Regions from separate parts of the Mus musculus genome. Here region 1 is linked to region 2. Evidence: chromatin loops called from intact Hi-C (ENCODE). Cell type or tissue: left cerebral cortex. All regions are shown on one strand. Links, peaks and the distances in the headings refer to the core of each region. The heading gives the core; the rest is flanking DNA.

What was found. Peaks named below come from ENCODE experiments on the same cell type or tissue, not always from the same donor. Only the 100,000 strongest peaks of a DNase experiment are listed, where the experiment ranks them.
Region 1: a loop joins it to region 2, with 10 times the contacts of the local background. A loop is called at or near these places in 12 of 42 quality-filtered maps.

Annotation. Positions count from the first base shown.
Region 1 is chr2:88,346,742-88,354,621 of GRCm38, reverse strand. No RefSeq gene overlaps it. Among named protein-coding and RNA genes, the nearest start is that of Olfr1176, 11 kb to the right of the region's middle. In left cerebral cortex, for the core only: no CTCF peak of the experiment used is centred there; a DNase peak (open chromatin) is centred at 3,121.
Region 2 is chr2:89,541,730-89,549,609 of GRCm38, reverse strand. No RefSeq gene overlaps it. Among named protein-coding and RNA genes, the nearest start is that of Olfr1243, 17 kb to the right of the region's middle. In left cerebral cortex, for the core only: a CTCF peak has its summit at 4,882 (motif pointing right); a DNase peak (open chromatin) is centred at 4,892.

The DNA.
Region 1 (7,880 bases), core at 2,090-4,589, 1.2 Mb after region 2:
TACTTTTAGATGGGAACAATCCTGTGTCAAAAATATGAAGTTAAGTTGGTGTCCATCTCTCCACTGGGGACCCTGACAATCTACTGGAGGTGGCCTATTCAGGTTGCATGTTCTCACTGTTGGACATTTTGACCAAGATCACCCCCAATGAGTCCTGGGGACCTCTCACATCCCAGGTCTCAGAGACTTTCGAGAGGATCCCCTTGAACACCCACAACCAGCATCTGCATATTTCCATTCATTCAACAGACCCTCGGGGCTTCTCTCCTCTCTCTCACCTGGTCCACCCCTTCTTTCCTCTACCCCTCCCCTCTCCCACTCAGGATCCTCATTCCCTCTGCCTCCTGTGATTATTTTGGTCCCCTTTCTAAGTGAGTTTAAGCCATTATCACTTTGGCCTTCCTTCTCATTAAACTTCTTACAGTCTCGGGTTCTTTAATGTGTATTCTGTACTTTCAGACTAATACAATGCATTTCATTTTGCATCTGGCATCTCAGTAAGTATGATAAATTTAGTCCCATCAATCAGCATGCAAAAGTCATGTGTCTGCCTTTTTATTAGCTGAATATTATTTCATTATGTAAATGGATCACATTTTCTGTATCCATTCTTCAGTTGAGGGACATATGGATTGCTTCTAGTTTCTGGCTATTATAAATAAAGGTGCTATGAGCATAGTGGTGCACATGTCCTCACAGTATGATGCAGCATTTTTTGATTCCTCTGTTGAGAATCAATGTTTAAGAGAATTCTCAAGTGAGGAATCTTGACTGGCTGAGAAGCACTTAATATAGTACTCAAAGTCCTACACAGAGCAATTAGACAACAAAAGGAGGTCAAAGGAATACAAATTGGAATAGAAGAAGTCAAAATATCAGTATTTGCAGATGATATGGTAGTATATTTCAGTGACCCTAAAAATTCCACCCGAGAACTCCTAAACCTGATAAACAACTTCAGCAAAGAAGATGTATATAAATTTAACTCAAACAAATCAGTGGCATTCCTCTACTCAATGAATAAACAGACTGAGAAAGAAATTAGGGAAACAACACCCTTCACAATAGTCACAAGCAATATAAAATACCTTGGTGTGACTCTAAGCAAATGACAGATCTGTATGACAAGGACTTCAAGTCTCTGAAGAAAGAAATAGAAGAAGATCTCAGAAGATGGAAAAATCTCGCATGCTCATGGATTGACAAGATTAATATAGTAAAAATGACCATCTTGCCTAAAGCAATCTATAGCTTCAATGCAATCCCGATCAAAATTCCAACTCAATTCTTCATAGAGTTAGAAAGAGCAATTTGCAAATTCATCTGGAATAACAAAAAAAATGGATAGCAAAAAATATTCTCAACAATAAAAGAACTTCTAGGAGAATCACCTTCCCTGAACTCAAGCTGTAGTACAGAGCAATTGTGATAAAAACTGCATTGTATTGTTAGAGTGACAAGCAGGTAGATCAATGGAATAGAATTGAAGACCCAGAAATGAACCCACACACCTATGGTCACTTGATCTTTGACAAGGGAGCTAAAACCATCCAGTGTAAAAGGACAGCATTTTCAACAAATGGTGGTGGTTCAATTGGAAGTCAGCATGTAGAAAAATGCAAATTGATCCATTCTTATCTCTGTGTACAAAGCTCAAATCCAAGTGGATCAAGGACCTCCACATAAAATCAGACACAATGAAACTAACAGAAAGAAAGTGGGGAAGAGCCTCAAGCACGTGGACTCAGAGAAACAACGCTGAGATTCCACCTCACACCAGTCAGAATGGCTAAGATCAAAAACTCAAGTGACAGCAGATGCAGCCGAGGTTGTGGAGAAAGAGGAACACTCCTCCATTGCTGGTGGGATTGCAAGCTGGTACAACCACTCTGGAAATCAGTTTGGGTGTTTCTCAGAAAATTGGATATAGTATTACTTGAGGATCCAGCAATATAACTCGTGGGTATATTCACAGAAGATGATCCAACATGTAGTAAGGACACAAGCACCCCTGAGTTCATAGAACCCTCATTTGTAATAGTCAGGAGCTGTAAAGAACCTAGATGTCCCTCAATAGAGGAATGGACACAGAAAATGTGGTACATTTACACAATGGAGTACTACTCAGCTATTAAAAACAATGACTGCATGAAATTCTTAGGCGAATAGATGGAACTAGAAAATATCATGCTGCCTGAGGTAACACAATCACACAATAACAGATATGGTATGTGCTCACTGCTAAGTGAATATTAGCCCAGAAGTCAGAATACCCAAGATACAGCTCACAGACCACATGAAGCTGAAGAAGATGGAAGACCAAAGTGTGCATACTTCAGTCCTTATAATGAGGAACAAAATACCCATGGGAGGAGATACAGAGACAAAGGGTAGAACAGTGACTGAAGGAAAGGCCATCCAGAGACTGCCCCTCCTGGGGATCCATCCCATACACTCTTGTGGATGCCAAAAGTGCTTGCTGACAGAAGCCTGATATAGGTGTCTCCTGAAAGATGGCCAGTGCTTGACAAATACAGAGGTGGGTTCTCTCAGCCAACCATTGGACTGAGCATAGGGTCCCCAGTGGAGGAGCTAGAGAAAGGACCGAAGGAGCCATAGGAGCTTGTAGTTTTGTAGGAGAAACAACAATATAAACCCACCAGTACCCCCAAAGCTCTGAGGGACTAAACCACCAACAAAAGAGTACACATGGAAGGACTCGTGACTCCAGCTGTAATGTAGCAGAGGATGGCCTTGCCATTTACCAATACAAAGAGAGGCCCTGGGTCCTAAGAAGGCTCAATGCCCCAGTGTAGGAGAATGCCAGGGCCAGTAAGCAGGAGTGGGTAGGTTGGTGAGCAGGGGGAAGGGGGAGAGAATATGGGTTTTTCGGAGGAGAAACCAGGAAAGAGGATAACATTTGAAATATAAATAAAGAAAATATCTAATAAAAAACAATAAATTAAAAGAACAAAAAAAAGGAAAAAAAAACAGAAAAAAGTTCAACATTCTTAGTCATCAGAGAACTACAAATCAAAAGAACTCCAAGATTCAACCACACTCCAGTCAGAGTGACTAAGATCAAAAAACACGGGTGACAGCCAGTACTGGGGAGGATGTGGGAAGAGAAACACTCTTGCATTGCTGGTGGGAGTGCAAGTTGGTACAACCAATCTGGAAATCTGTCTAGCGGTTTCTCAGAGCATTGGACATAGTATTACCTGAGGACCCAGCTATTCTACTCCTGGGCATATTTTGTTTTCTGGTTGCTCTTACTTGTACTTCAATACTATATTGAACTGATAGTGAGAGAGTGGGCAGACTTGTCCCTGATTTTAGTAGGATTGCTTCAAGTCCCTCTCATTTTAATTTGATGTTAGCTGTTGGTTTGCTCTATATTGCTTTTATTACTTTTAGTTATGTGTCATGAATTGCTGATCTCTTCAAGACTTTTAACATGAAGGGTTTTGTATTATGTCAAAGGCTTTCTCAGTATCTAATGAAATGATTATGTGCCTTTTTTTCTTTATGTTTGTTTATATTGTTGATTTTTTTTTAGATTTTTTATATTGAACCTGCCTTGCATCCCTGAGATAAAGCCTACTTGATCGTGATGAATGTTGTTTCGATGTGTTCTTTGGTTTATTTTGTGAGAATTTTATTTAGTATTTTTTCATTGATACCCATAAGTAAAACAGGTCTGAAGTTCTCTGTCTTTGTTGGGTCATTGTGTGTTTTAGTTATCAGAGTAACTGTGGCTTCATAGAATGAATTAGGTAGTGTTCCCTTTATTTCTAATTTGTGGATGAGTTTGAGGAATATTTGTATGGAGTATTTGCATTAGCTTTTCTTTGAAGGTCTGGTAGAATTCTGCACTAACAATATTTTAACCATCTTGACCTGGGCTAGCTTGCTCTCTCTCTCTCTCTCTCTCTCTCTCTCTCTCTCTCTCTCTCTCTCTCTCCCTCTCTCTCTCACACACACACACACACACACACACACACACACACGCACACAAACACACACACACATTTTTAATGACTTTTTTTTTTTTTGCAGGGAGGGGGGGTTATGGTACTCCTTAGATAGTTTACCTGACATTGATTAAACTTTGGTACATGGTAACTGTCTTGGAATTATCTTTATATATATATATATATATATATATATATATATATATATATATATATATATGTGTGTGTGTGTGTGTGTGTGTGTGTGTGTGTGTGTGTGTGTGTGTATGTATGTATATATATATATTCTCCAATTTTGTCAAGTATAGTTTTTTTAGTAAGGTAAGATAATTTTGTGAATTTCATCAGTTTCTGTTGTTTTGTTTAGCTTTTCATTTTTGATTTTGCTTTGGGATATTGTCTCTGTGCTCTTTAGTTAGTTTGGTTAAAGGTATTTGTATCTTGATTTTCTCAAGAAACAGCTGCTAGTTCTGTTGATTCTTTTATCTTTTTCTTTGTTTCTAGTTGGTTGATTTCAGCCCTGAGTTTGGCTATTGCCTTCTGTCTACTCTTGTGAGTATTTGCTTCTCTTTGCTCTAGAGCTTTCAGGTGTGCTGTTAAGTTGTAGAGGGTATCTCCAATTTCTCTATGAAGGCACTTAGTGCTATGAATTTTGCTCTTCACACTGCTTTCATTGCATCCCATAAGTTTGGGGATCCTGTGCCTTTATTTTCATTGAATTCTAAGTAGTCTTTAACTTCTTTATGTTCTCCCTGACCAAGTTATCATTGAGTAGGGAGTTGTTCAGTTTCCATGAGTATTTGAGCTATCTGTCATTTTTGCTGTTATTGAAGTCCAGCCTTAGTCTGTGGTGATCTAATACAATGCATGGGATGATGTCAATCTTCTTGTACCTGTTGAGACTTGTTTTCTTTTCATATGGTCAACTTTGGAGAAGGTTTCCGAGGTGCTGTGAAGGTATATTCTTTTGTTTGGGGGTAAAATATTCTGGAGATATATGTTAAATTTTTTTTTTGTTTCATAACTTTTATTAACTTTACCTTGTCTCTGTTTAGCTTTTGTTTCAATGACCTGTCAATTGGGAAGCATGGGGTGTTGAAGTCTCCCCTTTTATTGAGTGAGGTTGAATGTGGGTTTTGAGTTTTAGTAAAGTTTCTTTTATGAGTCTGGGTACCTTTGCATTTGGCACATAGATGTTCAAAATTGAGACTTCATCTTGGAAGGTTTTTCCTTTGATTAGTATAAAGTGTCCTTCTCCACATCTTTTGATTACTTTTGGTTTTAAGTATATTTTATTGGATATTTGAATGGCAACTTCAGCTTTGTTTGGGGGACTGTTTTCTTGGAAAACTTTTTTCTTTTTCTTTCCTTCTTTTTATTAGGTATTTATTTCATTTACATTTCCAATGCTATCCCAAAAGTCCCCCACATGCTCCCGCACCCACTCCCCCACCCACCCACTCCCACTTCTTGGCCCTGGCGTTCCCCTGTACTGGGGCATATAAAGTTTGCATGACCAATGGGCCTCTTTCCACTGATGGCCGACTAGGCCATCTTCTGATACATATGCAGCTTGAGACATGAGCTCCGGGGGCTACTGGTTAGTTCATAATGTTGTTCCACCTATAGGGTTGCAGATCTCTTTAGCTCCTTGGATACTTTCTCTAGCTCCTCCATTGGGAGCCCTGTGATCCATCCATTAGCTGACTGTGAGCATCCACTTCTGTGTTTGCTAGACCCCGGCATAGTCTCACAAGAGACAGCCATATCTGGGTACTTTCAGCAAAATCTTGCTAGTGTATGCAATGGTGTCAGTGTTTGGAAGTTGCTCTCTTTGTAAGATGAGGTGTACTGCTTGTATGCAGCAAAATGATACTACCTGTTTTCTTATCCTTTCTATTAGCCTTTTTTTTATTGGTGAATTGAGGCCATTGTTGTTGAGAGATATTAAAGATAAATGAATTTTAGTTCCTGTAAGTTTTGTTGTTGAAGGTAGTATTGTGTGTTTGTGTGTTCATGCACATGTGTGTGCATGTGTGTGTGTTATTTCCTTCTTTTGGGTTTGCAGTGAGATGATTAATTTCTTGGTTTGTCCATGGGTATACTTAGTCTCCTAGCATTGGAATTTTCCTTCTATTATTGTCTGTAGAGCTGGATTAGTAGAAATATATTGTTTAAATTTGTGTCTGTCATGGGTTATCTTGGTCTCTTCATCTATGATGATTGAGAGTTTGACAGGATATAATAGACTAAGGTGGCATCTGTGGTCTGTTAGGGTCCACATGATCTATCTTTTAAAGTCTATTGAAAACTCTGGTATAGTTCTGATAGGTCAGTCTTTATATGTTACTTGGCCTTTTCCCCTTACAGTTTTTAATATTCTTTCTCTGTTCTGTACATTTAACATTTTGATTATTATCTGCTGAAAATATTTTCTGATGCAATCTATTTGGTGTTCCATTGGCTTTCTCTATATTTATGGCCATCTCCTTCTTTAGGTTAGGGAAGTTTTCTTCCATGAGTTTGTGGAAGATGTGTTCTGGCCTTTTGTACTTGGAATCTTTACCCTTTTCTGTTCCTACTATTCGAATATTTGGTGTTTTCATAGTATGCCAAATTTCCTGGATGTTTTGAGTTAGGAACTTTTTATATTTGGCATTTTCTTTGACCAATGTATCAATTTTTTCTATGTTGTCTTCCCCACCTGAGATTCTGCCTTCCATCTCTTATATTCTATTGGTGATGCATTCATTTGTACTTGCTTTTCTTTTTCCTAGGTTTTCCACTTCCAAGGTTGCCTCATTTGTGGTTTTTAAGCATTTTTTATTTCCATTTTTATGTATTGGATCACTTTGTTCAATACTTTCACCTGTCTGATTTTATTTTCCTGTATTTCTTTAAGGTATTTATTTGTTTCCTCTTTAATAACTTCTACCTATTTGTCTGTGTTTTCCTCTATTTCTTTAAAGGAGTTATGCATACCCAATTAAAGGCCTCTATCACCTTTATTAGATGGGATTTTATGTCAGAAGTTTGTTCTTTGAAACTGTTAGGGTATCCGGGGATTGGTGTGGTAGAACTGGGTTATTTTGGTGCCAAATCACATTGGCTTCCATCACGTATATCCTTGTACTTGCCTTTTGCCATCTGGTTATTTCTGGTGTCAATTGGCCTGGGTGTCTGTTAGTGGTGTATGTCTTTTGGAGGCAAGTACAGCTGTTTGACCTGAGTTAGAGCAGGCTGCCAAGCAGTCAAGCTTTACAGGCTTGTCCTGGGTGTCAAACAGTGCTGTCTCTGCTTAACCAGGCCTCCTGTGTCTCTGGTTAGAGCAGGTCCCCTCTGTCACTGGTTAGAGAAGTCATCCTGTGTTCATGGTTAAGGCAGACCTCCTTGGGAGATTAGCAAGCTGAACTCCATAACTCTACATATTGATCGGATATGATTTTCTGTGGTGGTTTCCAGCTGTGGCAAAGAGTTTTCTTGATTACAGGTGAAAACTACATTTATCTGTGGGTATGAGAACACATATTTAAAATCTTGTAACAGATTATGCTGTTTTAGTGAAATGTTACTGTAGGTTCTCCTCCAAAATCCATGTTTTCACTAGCATTGAGTACTCAGTCATCTAAGTTTCCAGTGCAAGACATGATTTCCCTCTTGCTAGGGGGAGGGGCAATTTTAAGTCCAATTAAAGAACTTTTGGGTACTGGGAATGTACGCGTGCTACTACTCTACTCATAGAGTTACGATACTCTGTTGGTCATTGTTGTGGTTCAAGAGGGTTTGCTAGATAGAACTGTTGGTTTCTCTCATTCTTTGGAAACATGCATGGTGCCTTCTAGTACCATGAAAGCTAGTCTTTAGTTTATATATTATTTTATAGATTTTTATAGCTATTTGTATATA
Region 2 (7,880 bases), core at 3,522-6,021:
TTTGCAAATTCATCTGGAATAACAAAAAACCTAGGATAGCAAAAACTCTTCTCAACGATAAAAGAACCTCTGGTGGAATCACCATGCCTGACCTAAAGGTTTACTACAGAGCAATTATGATAAAAACTGCATGGTACTGGTATAGAGACAGACAAGTAGATCAATGGAATAGAATTGAAGACCCAGAAATGAACCCACACACCTATGGTCACTTGATCTTCGACAAGGGAGCTAAAACCATCCAGTGGAAGAAAGACAGCATTTTCAACAATTGGTGCTGGCACAACTGGTTGTTATCATGTAGAAGAATGCGAATCGATCCATACTTATCTCCTTGTACTAAGGTCAAATCTAAGTGGATCAAGGAACTTCACATAAAACCAGAGACACTGAAACTTATAGAGGAGAAAGTGGGGAAAAGCCTTGAAGATATGTGCACAGGGGAAAAATTCCTGAACAGAACAACAATGGCTTGTGCTCTAAGATCGAGAATTGACAAATGGGACCTAATGAAACTCCAAAGTTTCTGCAAGGCAAAAGACACCGTCAATAAAACAAAAAGACCACCAACAGATTGGGAAAGGATCTTTATCTATCCTAAATCAGATAGGGGACTAATATCCAACATATATAAAGAAATCAAGAAGGTGGACTTCAGAAAATCAATTAACTCCATTAAAAAATGGGGCTCAGAACTGAATAAAGAATTCTCACCTGAGAAATACAGAATGGCAGAGAAGCACCTGAAAAAATGTTCAACATCCTTAATCATCAGGGAAATGCAAATCAAAACAACCCTGAAATTCCACCTCACACCAGTCAGAATGGCTAAGATCAAAAATTCAGGTGACAGCAGATGCTGGCGTGGATGTGGAGAAAGAGGAACACTCCTCCATTGTTGGTGGGATTGCAGGCTTGTACAACCACTCTGGAAATCAGTCTGGTGGTTCCTCAGAAAATTGGACATAGTACTACCGGAGGATCCAGCAATACCTCTCCTGGGCATATATCCAGAAGATGCCCCAACCTGTAAGAAGGACACATGCTCCACTATGTTCATAGCAGCCTTATTTATAATAGCCAGAAGCTGGAAAGAACCCAGATGCCCCTCAACAGAGGAATGGATACAGAAAATGTGGTATCTACACAATGGAGTACTACTCAGCTATTAAAAAGAATGAATTTATGAAATTCCTAGCCAAATGGATGGACCTGGAGGGCATCATCCTGAGTGAGGTAACACATTCACAAAGAACTCACACAATATGTACTCACTGATAAGTGGATATTAGCCCCAAACCTAGGATACCCAAGATATAAGATACAATTTGCGAAACACATGAAACTCAAGAAGAATGAAGACTGAAGTGTGGACACTATGTCCCTCCTTAGAATTGGGAACAAAACACCCATGGAAGTAGTTACAGAGACAAAGTTTGGAGCTGAGATGAAAGGATGGACCATGTAGAGACTGCCATATCCAGGGATCCACCCCATAATCAGGATCCAAACGCAGACACCATTGCATACACTAGCAAGATTTTATTGAAAGGACCCAGATGTAGCTGTCTCTTGTGAGACTATGCCGGGGCCTAGCAAACACAGAAGTGGATGCTCACAGTCAGCTAATGGATGGATCACAGGGCTCCCAATGGAGGAGCTAGAGAAAGTACCCAAGGAGCTAAAGGGATCTGCAACCCTATAGGTGGAACAATATTATGAACTAACCAGTACCCCGGAGCTCTTGACTCTAGCTGCATATGTATCAAAAGATGGCCTAGTCGGCCATCACTGGAAAGAGAGGCCCATTGGACATGCAAACTTTATATGCCCCAGTACAGGGGAACGCCAGGGCCAAAAAGGGGGAGTGGGTGGGTAGGGGAGTGGGGGTGGGTGGGTATGGAGGACTTTTCGTATAGCATTGGAAATGTAAATGAGCTAAATACCTAATAAAAAATGGAAAAAAAAAAAGAAAGTATATCCTTTTGTAGTAGGATAAAATGTTCTGTAGATATCTGTTAAATCCACTTATTTCATAACTTTTGTTAGTTTCACTGTATCTCTGTTTAGTTTCTGTTTCCAGGATCTGTCTATTGGTGAGAGTGGGGTGTTGAAGTCTCCCACTATTTTTGTATGAGGAGCAAAGTGTGCTTTGAGCTTTACTAAAGTTTCTTTAATGAAAGTGGCTGCCCTTGCATTTGGAGCATAGATATTTAGAATTGAGAGTTCGTCTTGGTATATTTTACTTTTGATGAGCATGAACTTCCCCTCCTTGTCTTTTTTGATAACTTTGAGTTGGAAGTTTATTTTATTCGATATTAGAATGGCCACTCCAACTTGCTTCTTTGGATCATTTGCTTGGAAATTATTTTCCAGCCTTTTACTCTGAGGTAGTGTCTGTCTTTGTCCCTCAGGTGAGTTTCCTGCAAGCAGTAAAATGTTGGGTCCTTTTTGTGTAGTCAGTCTATTAATCTATGTCTTTTTATTGGGGAACTGAGTCCATTGATGTTAAGAAAAATTAAAGAAAAGTAATTGTTGCTTCCTTTTATTTTTGTTGTAAAAGTTGGGATTCTGTTCTTGTGGCTGTCTTCTTTTAGGTTTGTTGAACTTTCTTGCTTTTTTTAGGGTGTAGTTTCTGTCTTTGTGTTGGTGTTTTCCCATTATTATCCTTTGAATGGCTGGATTCATAGAAAGATATTGTGTGAATTTTGTTTGTCATGGAATACTTTGGATTTTCCATCTATGGTGATTGAGAGTTTTGCTGGGTATAGCAGCCTGGGCTGGCATTTGTGTTCTCTTAGTGTCTGTATAACATCTGTCCAGTATCTTCTAGCTTTCATAGTGTCTGGTGAGAAGTCTGGAATAATTCTAATAGGCCTGCCTTTATATGTTAATTGACCTTTTTCCCTTACTACTTTTAATATTCTCTCTTTATCTAGTTCATTTGTTGTTCTGATTATTATGTGTCAGGAGGAATTTCTTTTCTGGTCCAATCTATTTGAGTTCTGTAGGCTTCTTTTATGTTCATAGGCATCTCTTTCTTTAGGTATGGGACATATTCTTCTATAATTTTGTTGAAGTTATTTGCTTGCCCTTTATGTAGAAAATCTTCATTCTCATCTACTCCTATTATCCATAGGTTTTGTTTTCTCATTGTGTCCTGGATTTCCTGGATATTTTGAGTTAGGATCTTTTTGAATTTCGCATTTTCTTTGATTGTTGTGTCCATGTTCCCTATGGAATCTTCTGCACCTGAGATTCTCTCTTCCATCTCTTGTATTCTGTTGCTGATGCTCTCATCTATGTTTCTTGATTTCTTTCCTAGGGTTTCAATCTCCAGAGTTGTCTCCCTTTGTGTTTTCTTCATTTTTTTCTACTTCCATTTTTCATTCTTGGATGGTTGTGTTTAATTCCATCACCTGTTTGGTTTTGTTCTCCTGTAATTCTTTAAGGGGTTTTTGTGTTTCTTTTTCAAGAACTTCTACCTGTTTAGCAGTGTTTGCCTGTAGTTCTTTAATGACTTCTACCTGTTTAGCAGTGTTCTCCTGTAATTTCTTGAGGGATTTTTGTGCTTCCTCTTTAAGGGCTTCTACCTTTTTATCAGTGTTCTCCTATATTTCTTTAAGTGAGTTATTAACACCCTTCTTAAAATCTTCTACTACCATCATGAGATATGATTTTAAATCCGTGTCTTGCTTTTCGGATGTGTTGGGGTATCTAGGCCTTGCTTTATGGGCATACTGGGTTCTGATGATGCCCAGTGTTCTTTGTCTCTGTTAGTAAGATTCTTACATTTGCCCTTTGCCATCTGTTAATCTCTGGTGTTAATGTTCAAGCTGTCTGTTGGTACAGCTTGATCCTCCTTTGATTCTGTTAGCCTCTGTCAGTCAGCATCCTGGGGATCCAACTCTCACCTGAGTCCCATTGTTCAGAGCACTCTCTGCAGGCAAGTTCTCCTCGTGCAGGGCAGGTGTCCAGAAGTCTGGAGCTCTGATCTACCACCTGAATCCTGGGGTCAGAGCCCTCCCTGTAGGCTGACTCTCCTCTGGCAAGAAAGGTGCCCAGCTGTCTGGGTCTCAGCTCTGACTCCTGGCTAATGATGAAGGCCCAACAGGACCCTTTCCAAGAAGCTCTGTTGCTTCTGTTGCCCACGTGCTCTCCTGTGATCATGAGGTTCTGGGTGTGCTAGGGGTCCTGCAGAGTGGAGAGTCCTCTGGGGCTTTTGGCACCCTCGGCTGGGTTCAAGCAGAAGATTGAGGGGCTGGCCCTGACTGGAACTGATCCCAGCCTCTGGTGGGGTGGGGTTCCTCTGTCCCTGTTCCTGCTGTCACAAGACCCTCTGTGATTCTTTGGAGTTGATGTTGCATTCTACTCACCTGTGATCCCGAGGTGATTCCGAGGTCCCGCCTCATGGAGAGTACACTGGGGACCCTGGTGGCCTCCGACTGGTTCAGGTGGAAAATGGAGGGGCTGGCCATAACCTGTACTGTTAACTCAGAATGTGGGTCTTCACTTAGTTACTGATCCTTGACAATATTAGTACCTCTAATTTTATTTTGTTGCTTCATAACCAAAGCCTCATCCTTCTGTCATGTTAGACATTATAGATTAGGGCTAAAATGGCTGTCATCAGATCTTTCGAGTATTTTGGAATTATCTGATTTATGTGTGGCCCAGTTACTAATTATGTGTTTTAATATATGGTGAATGTAAGCCATAGTTCATTGCTGCTTTTTAAAATCTTTTAAGCCTAGTGCATCTATAGGCTGCACCTGAATTCGTCATAAAATGGATTTCTCACATATGCATCTAATTCCCTTATCATAGCTAGAAAAATCATTTTAGGGTTTTTAATGGATTTAGACTGTCACTTTTGCAGTCTTATCACAAGGTGGCAGTGTAGGCTTTAGCTTGGATTCATCTGAAAATCCTTTATGATTCAAAGGATTGTCTAATTTTTATTCCATTTTTTTGTAACTGAGCACGGATTTCTTTTTCTTTTTTTTTTTTTGACTCTTTTTTTTATTACATATTTTCCTCAATTACACTTCCAATGCTATCCCAAAAGTCCCCCATACCCTCCCACCCACTTCCCTACCCACCCATTCCCATTTTTTTTTTTTTTTTGGCCCTGGCGTTCCCCTGTACTGGGGCATATACAGTTTGCATGTCCAATGGGCCTCTCTTTCCAGTGATGGCCGACGAGCACGGATTTCTTTAGCCCTTTTTTAATCCAAGTCTGTTTTATTCTAATCTATTTTTAAAAGGACATATACAATTGCAATCATTACCAAAAATCATTAATATGCTGATAATCAAAACAAAATGCTATAGGATCCCAATGCCCTTTGTCATTATGATTTCCATTTTATTTTAACACAGAATACATTTTTAAATTTTATTCTAACTCTCTCCTTTCTTCAGAGACTTCACTTTATTATTTTCAAATTATTTTTTCTATGATTTTTTTTTCTTTACATGAGGGTTTTTTTTCCCTCCTCTTTTTCAAACTTAATACCTTATCAGGCTAGAAGTTCAGGGCTTCTCACTCTGGCCCTGGCTCTGGGAAAATGTTTCTTCTGCCCTTCTGAGATTTAGCTTTGCTGCCCTCTCAGGTTGGTCTAGACTTCTGCTCTATTCTGGCTCAGCTCGCTGCAAGCCCACTTGCCAAGCTTTTCCTCTTATAGCCCTGTCCACGGGTGTAGGCTTTTACCCATAGGCTACTCCGCTCACAGGGGCTGTTCTACCTCTCAGCTCTTGTAGCAACTGACCAGAGAAGCCTTAGCTTTTGTGCAGGGACCTATTCTGCCCGCTGTGCTGCCAACTCCTGGGCTCTGTCTACCATCTAGCTCTTTCCCACACAGGGCTAGGTTGGTGCCTCTGACCTCTGCCCACTCTGGACCTGCAATAGCCTCATATGGAGCAGCATGGTCCAGGAGGGTGGTTGTACTTCTACTCTGTGAGTGCTCACATGTCCCTTAGGAGAGTAAGGGGCCAACTAACCATACTGCAGGCTTGAGAGAATTTGTAGCAGTCTGTACCCTAAAACTCTGTTCACTCTTAAGGGAGTCAAGCCTCCCAACCTGCTAGATTGCTAGGGAAATGTTTTACCCACTTTCTACCCATGACATTTCTCAGGTCGGAAGCTTGGATATATATGCTCTCATATTTGGATGCCATTGACTACTGTCTTTGACCCACCAGCATGAATAATGAGAGACAAATATTTATTTATGAATGCTAGGCCTTATAGCTTAAGCTTGTTCTCAACTAGCTTATATATAACTTACTTAATTCATTTATTCTAAGCTACTTTCTGCCATATAGCCTGTTATGTCTCCTTCAGTATTATAGGTATATTTATATGGTAAAATTTAAATTTTATATGGTAAGTTTTTCAGAGTATAATGGATCCCCAAGAGTGTCCTGTGTCCTTGTGGAAGCCCTCATGGGGCCCAAGAACTAACCAGTTTGGATCCCAGTCCAGTCTGACTGGGGCACAACCTGAAGAGTAGGGTCCACCCAGGATAAGGCCTGCAGAGTGGGGTCTGCCTGAGGCACAGTCAGCAGAGAAGGGTACCCTGATCTGCATTATCAGGCCTATGGCTTACCTTACCTTCCTGAGAAGTCCTGCTGCTATCAGGATTATCAAGTCAATACCAGAGAAAACCAGATGCCTAAAGGACAGAGTAAAAACACAACAAGTCCCAGGGCAATATGGTACCAGCAGAGCAAGCTATCACACGACAACAAACCATGGATGGCCTAAAGAAACTGAAGCACAAGAAGATGACCTTAAATTCAATCTTATAATGATGATAAAGGCCTTTAAAAATGAAATGAATAAATATCTTAAAGGAATATAAGAAAATAAATCAAACAAAGGGCTTTAGAGTGGAGACAAATAAATCCCTTAAATAAATATAAGAACATATAATTAAACAGGTGAAGAAAAGGAACAAAACTGTCCAAGACTTGAAAATGGAAATGTAAGCAATAAAGAAAATAAAAACTGAGGGAATCCTGGAGATGGAAAAGCTAGGTAAGAGAACAGGAACTACAGACACAGCACCACTAACAGAAGGGATGGTAACAGAGAATCTCAGGCATAAAAGATATGATAAAAGAAACTGATTCTCAGTCAAAGGAAATGTTAAATTCCTGTCACACAACATCCAAGAAATATGGAATACAATGAAAAGTCCTAACCTAAAAATAGTAGGGATAGAAGAAAGTGAAGAGTCCCAGTTCTGAGATCCAGAACATGTTTTCAACAAAATCATAAAAGAAAATTTCCCCAATCTAAAGAAAGAGATGACTATAAATATACAAGAAGCTTACAGAACACCAGTTAGATTGGAGCAGAAAAGGATATCATCCTAAATCTACAAAGCAAAGAAAGAATATTCATAGCTGCAAAGGAAAACTACCAAATAGCATACAAAGGCAGACCTATCAGAACTACAGGCTACTTCTTAACACAGACTTTAAAGGGTAGATATGCCTGGACAGATATCTTGTACCTCTAAAAAACCACAGATGCCAATCTAAACTATTATACCCAACAAGACTCTTGATTACCTTGGATGGCGAAAACAAGATATTCTAAGACAAAAACGAGTTTAAACAATATCAATCCACAAGTGCAGCCCTACAGAAAATACTAGAAGGAAAGCAGCATACCAAGGAAGTTAGCTACACACAAGAAAACACAGGAAATAAATAATTCCCCAATAGCAAAAACAAAATAAGAGAAATACATACACACACACACACACAAACACACACACAGACACAGAGAGAGAGAGACAGAGAGAGAGACAGAGACACAGAGAAACAGAAAGAGACAGAGAGAGAAAGAGACACAGAGAGTAACACCA